2 separate regions of the Homo sapiens genome follow, and region 2 is linked to region 1. Evidence: read pairs that join two places in POLR2A ChIA-PET (ENCODE). Cell type or tissue: K562. All regions are shown on one strand. Each heading gives the region's core, and the rest is flanking DNA. Links, peaks and the distances in the headings are about the cores only.

Region 1 (2,914 bases), core at 158-2,657:
AGTCAATGAGTGAGTGAGTGGTGAGTGAATGTGAAGGCCTAGGGCATTACTGTACACTGCTGTGGACTTGATAAACATTGTACACGTAGGCTATGCTAAATGTGTAACAAGTATTTTTCTTTCTTCAGTAATAAATTAAGGAATGACACAGAGAAGATCAGCATGGCCCCTGTGCAAGGATGACATGTGAATTAATCTGTTCTCACATTGCTGTAAAGAAATACCCGAGAGTGGGTAATTTATAAAGGAAAGAAGTTTAACTGACTCACAGTTCAGCATGGCTGGGGAGACCTTAGAAAAGAAACACAATCGTGGCAGAAGGCAAAGGAAAAGCAGGGCACCTTCTTCACAAGGCAGCAGGAAGGAGAAGTGAGTGCAAGCAGGGGAAATGCTAGACATGTATAAAACCATCAGATCTCGGCAGGGCGCGGTGGCTCATACCTATAATCCTAGCACTTTGGGAGGCCGAGGCGGGCAGATCACCTGAGGTCAGGAGTTCAAGACCAGCCTGGCCAACATGGGGAAACCCCGTCTCTACTAAAAATACAAAAATTAGCCGGGCAAGGTGGCAGGTGCCTGTAATCCCAGCTACTCAGGGGGCTGAGGCAGGAGAATCACTTGAACCCAGGAGGCAGAGGTTGCAGTGAGCCGAGATCATGCCATTGCACTCCAGCCTGGGCTACAGAGCAAGACTCTGTCGCAAAAAAAAAAAAAAAAAAATCAGATCTCATGACAACTCACTCACTATCACAATAACAGCATGGGGGAAATTGCCCCTGTGATCCAATCACTTCCCGCTGGGTCCCTCCTATGACATGTGGGGATTATGGGGATTACAATTCAAGATGAGATTTGGGTGGGGACACAGCCAAACCATATCAACATGTAAATTCATGCAGTGTTCCATATTTTAAAAGAATATTATTATAATAAATTAATTATAAATTATATAATAATATTATAATAAATTAACCTTAGCTTACTGTAACTCTCTTATTTTATAAACTTTTTAATTTGTTTTAACTTTTTGACTCTTTTACAAAACAGCTTAAAACACAAACGCATTTTACAGCTTTACAAAATTATTTTCTTTCTTTGTATCCTTATTCTATAAACTTTTTTCTATTTTAAAAATTTTTTTATTTTTTTTTACTTTAAAAATTTGTTGTTACAAACTAAGACACATACATATACATTAGCCTACACAGGTTCAGGATCATCAAGATGTGACTGGGTGATAGGAATTTTCCAGCTCCATTATACTCTTATGGGACACAGCAAATATACCATTGCTGTATATTTGGTTCATAGTTGACTGAAACTGGTACGTGACTGTCTGTACTTAGCCTTAAAATTCCTTCCTTCCTTCCTTCTTCCCTCCCTCCTTCCCTCCCTCCTTCCCTTCCCTTCCTTCCCCTTCCTTCCTTCCTTCCTTCTTTTCTTTCTTTCTTTCTTTCTTTTGACAAGAGTCTCACTCTGTTGCCTAGGCTAGAGTGCAGTGGCGCAATCTCAGCTCACTGCAACCTCTGCCTCCCATGTTCAAGTGATTCTCCTGCCTCAGCCTCCCCAGTAGCTCCTGCTTCAGCTTCCCCAGCACAATTTTGTATTTTTAGTAGACACAGGGTTTCACCATGTTGGCCAGGCTGGTCTCAAACTCCTGACCTCAAGTGATCCACCTGCCTCAGCCTCCCAAAGTGCTGGGATTACAGGCATGAGCCAATACACTGGGCCTTAAAATTCTTTTTCAATTAAATTATTGGTTAAAAGAAAGAAATAGAAGCAGAGGGCCATTCTGTGTGTGTTGAAGGTTGTTTGAAGCCCTTCTCTCTCCCTCTCATCCTTCCCTCTTGTCCCTTTCCTTCCTCCTCCTTCTCCCTCTCTTCCCCTTCCTTCTCACTTCCCCTCCCTCTTCTCCCTCTCCCCTTCCGCTTCCCCTTCCTTCTCTCTTCCCCCTCATGCCCACTCCTCCTCCCCCACCCGCTTTCCCTCCCTCTTTCTTCCTCCTCCCTCTCCCCCTTCCCTTCCCCCTCACTCTCTCCCACTGTGTCACCCCATCCCTAGGGCAAAGCATGGCCAGGAGGTGTGGGCTGTAAAGCACACATTACCTAGAAGCTATATTATTTCCCAGAGAAAAGAGAGCTTCTGTGGCTTTGCCCACCAGATTTCCAATAAAAGGATTCATCTTAGACCAGCATGATTGCAGCTAATGGAGAGCTTGCCAGCTTCTAACTTTGCCTTTCACTGAGGATCCATGTGGGCGTGTTCGGCTGTGACTGCTAGGATAAAGATCAGTTACAGAAATAGCTTTGGAGCTGTTAGGATGATGACTCTTTTTTACGGCAGACCATTAACAACTACATCAAATTACCCATGTGAATTATGAGGTGTAGTAGGGTGCCCGACCTTCCGCTCATTATGTGGGACCCAGTAGTTATTGCAGGTCAAATCATGCATAATTGCCAAGGGCATTTTTACGTGAACTTTGCCAGTCATTTCTTGATGCGGTCCCTTAAGATTATATTACCATATTTGTATTTTACCTTTTCTGTTTAGATACGTTTGGAGACATAAATACTTCCTATTGTGCTGCAATTGCCTGCAGTACTCAGTACTTGCTGTACAGGTCCGTAGCCTGGGAGCAATGGGCTCTACCACTTAGCCTAGGTATGTGGTAGGCCGATACCATCTAGGTTTGCGTAAATGCACTCTATATGTTTCCAAAACAACACAATTACCTAACAATGCACTTCTCACAACATAACCCCACGGTGAAGCACCATCTAGGTTTGCGTAAATGCGCTCTATGATGTTTCCAAAACAACACAATTACCTAACAATGCACTTCTCACAACATAACCCCATGGTGAAGCAACACCTGACTGTATATTTCAGAGCTCCTACGAATTTGCCTACA
Region 2 (2,914 bases), core at 205-2,704, 93 kb after region 1:
TGAATGTTAAAAACACAAAGCTGGCTGGGCATGGTGGCTCATGCCTGTAATCCCAGCACTTTGGGAGGCCAAGGCAGGCGGAGATCACCTGAGGTCATGAGTTCGAGACCAGCCTGACCAACACGTAGAAACCCCCATCTCTACTAAAAATACAAAAATTAGCCATGCATGGTGGAGTGCGCCTGTAGTCCCAGCTACTCGGGAGGCTGAAGCAGGAGAATGGCTTGAACCTGAGAGGCGGAGGTTGCAGTGAGCAGAGATCGCACCACTGTACTCCAGCCTGGGTGACACAGTGAGGCTCCATCTCAAAATAAATAAATAAATAAATAAATAAATAAATAAATAAATAAATTGAAAGCATGTGTACGTTAAATAATATATACTTTATGGAAAATACATATAAACAGACATGTTAAACACATTAGGATGATGGGGAAAAGAAAATGAGAATAACAAGAAGTAATTAAAACATAAAGAGCTGGATTCAATTCGAATAGGTAGGATCGCTATCAGAAGTCTCTGGGGATAAACGTTCAGTTGAGTCAGTCAGCGCCACATCTTGGTTGGTTCTGTTTTGCTGAGAGCTCAGTGCTTTGGAGAGTTACAAAGGAAAAAGTCCAGGCTCATTCAATCAACCAAACTGATGGAATAAAAATGTTTATTAAGCTCTCTGGGTGTCAGATACAGGGATAGACACCAGGCAATGTAAGCAGATGTCTTCAAGGAGCCATAACCAAGTTCCTGCCTTAAATTAAAACACTTTTACTAATGACAAAGTCTCTTTGATGTAACTAACCATAAACATAAACATTTGGACCCAGTAAATCTGGCTTCCAATGTTTTGAGAGCTGGTATGGTTAGAGAGAATAAAGTCCAATTCATTATTTAGGGGAAGCTTGATTCCCGAGCCTAAGTTAAGAGGGGGAAAGATACAGTTGCTGAAGATGGGTATTCATTCTTTTCAGCTCCAGCGGAGCAGCCTGGGAGCCAGCAGAGGTGCTGGTTGCAATGTGAAAGGGCCAGTGAATGAGACAAGGGAGATGAAACCTGCAAGTTTTACTGCTGATAAAGCCACCGTTGGAGGGCATGGCCTCGATCTACAGGCAAATGGACTGCCTAAAACTGCATGATGGAATTAGACAAATATGCCCCCTGGCAGAGACAGCTCTAGGCCACCATGGGCCATCCACAGGGGACCAGGCCCCACAACATGCATGGCTGGAAGAGATAGAGCAGTGGGCGGGTCAGCTCCCAAGAGGAAGAGTGAGCCAAAGGGCTGGGCTCTGTATGCCCAGGTTCTCCTTCCAAATTCACCCACAGACAAGTGAGTCCTTCTCTGAGGCTCCAGGAGAGGCCCGACAGTCACCCTCACGAGCCCCCTCAGAGGGGAGGAAATCGTGTGTCCTCTACATGGAAGCCAGGTCTCCCCCTTCTCAGTTGCAAGTTCTAGGATCCGATGGCCAGACCTTGGGATAAAGGGAAGAGAAGGGAGGAAGAGCCACCAAGAATCGATGCCATCAGAGTTCTGAGCTTCGGGAGATTCACAAAACCCAGTTTGTCAACATTCCTATGGGCGTCATCCCTGCCCACCCGCCAGTTAGCACCTGCCCCACCTAGGAACCAGGGGATGACTATCCAGGTCAGCTCCACTTGGAGATGAGATGCAAAGTAGCTTTTCCATTGTGCGGAGCTGCTTTTACTTTTTCTTTCTTAAAAACAATTTCGAAATGAAAGCAAGTCTTAGGAAATCCATGCCAATAGTCCCAGCTTTGCTGTAGGTAGATCCAGGAGGAGAAGCGTGTTGTGGAATGGCCGTGCCTTTGAAAGTAAGCTGCCTGGAAGGGCAGGGACCCTGCACTCAATGCCCATCTGCTGTGGTGGTCATTCCACCAACCCTGAACAGCTCTCACAGCCACAACAATGGGGCAGATGGGATGTGGAGCCGTCAGAGGTGCTCACTGGTGAGAGGGCTGTGGACGCTGCCAGTCTAGAAGCAAAACACAACCCTGCTGGCAAGGAAGTGTGCAGAAACATGGAAGCCACTCTTTCTTATTGGCAGAGTAAGGGGTTGGGGTGTACAGCTCAGAACCCCACCAGGGCGGTCAGCATAGATGGGGCCTGCCAGGGAGGAAGAGCTGAGGCTAGCCATTTAGGGTGTTGTGTCCACCACGAAAGGGGGTCACTCCCTCCTCGAATGTCCCTTAAGTCTAAGGCCTACAGTTACCAACATGACAACTCCCCAAACTGAAAATGCGACCACGAGAGCTGCCTTTGCGTGTGCACAGAATGAGAGGCTGCGTGGATGGGCCTGTGTGTCTTCTACCACACCTAGACTCAGGGAGGACAGTCCCTGCCAGCACTGTCACCAGGGAAAGTCAAGCATGCCAGGAGTGACAGTGTTTTGAAGCCTAGTGGGACATTAGAAGTTGCCTGGTTAAGGCCGGGCATGGTGGCTCACGCCTGTAGTCCAGCACTTTGGGAGGCCAAGGCGGACAGATCACCTGAGGTCACGAGAACAGCCTGGGCAATATGGTGAAACCCCATTTCTACTAAAAATACAAAAATTAGCTGGGCGTGGCGGCACGCGCCTGTAGTCCGAGCTACTGGGGAGGCTGAGACAGGAGAATCACTTGAACCCGAGAGGCAGAGGTTGCAGTGAGCTGAGACCACATCACCGCACTCCAGCCTGGGCGACAGAGTGAGACTCTGTCTCAAAAAAAAAAAAGTTACCTGGTTGAACCCACGTATAGGACAGACACTAAGTGGATCTGCAGAGCAGAAGGCAGGGAGGAACACACATCTGGCCTGCACACGTCTCATCTGGCTTGCAGAGGATCTTGGAAAAAAACTGTAACTCATTTGCCAATATTTAAGAACTGGGAATTGGGCACGGTGGCGGCTCATGCCTGTAATT

Evidence for each region. ChIA-PET counts read pairs that join two places held together with the same protein. Peaks named below come from ENCODE experiments on the same cell type or tissue, not always from the same donor. Only the 100,000 strongest peaks of a DNase experiment are listed, where the experiment ranks them.
Region 2: POLR2A ChIA-PET joins it to region 1 with 5 read pairs; 6 of 35 experiments call an interaction of 5 or more read pairs at or near these places.

What each region holds. Positions count from the first base shown.
Region 1 is chr6:158,923,766-158,926,679 of GRCh38, reverse strand. It overlaps the pseudogene RNU6-293P. Among named protein-coding and RNA genes, the nearest start is that of LINC02901, 55 kb to the right of the region's middle. In K562, for the core only: no CTCF peak of the experiment used is centred there; no DNase peak of the experiment used is centred there.
Region 2 is chr6:158,830,447-158,833,360 of GRCh38, reverse strand. No RefSeq gene overlaps it. Among named protein-coding and RNA genes, the nearest start is that of EZR, 13 kb to the right of the region's middle. In K562, for the core only: no CTCF peak of the experiment used is centred there; a DNase peak (open chromatin) is centred at 1,230.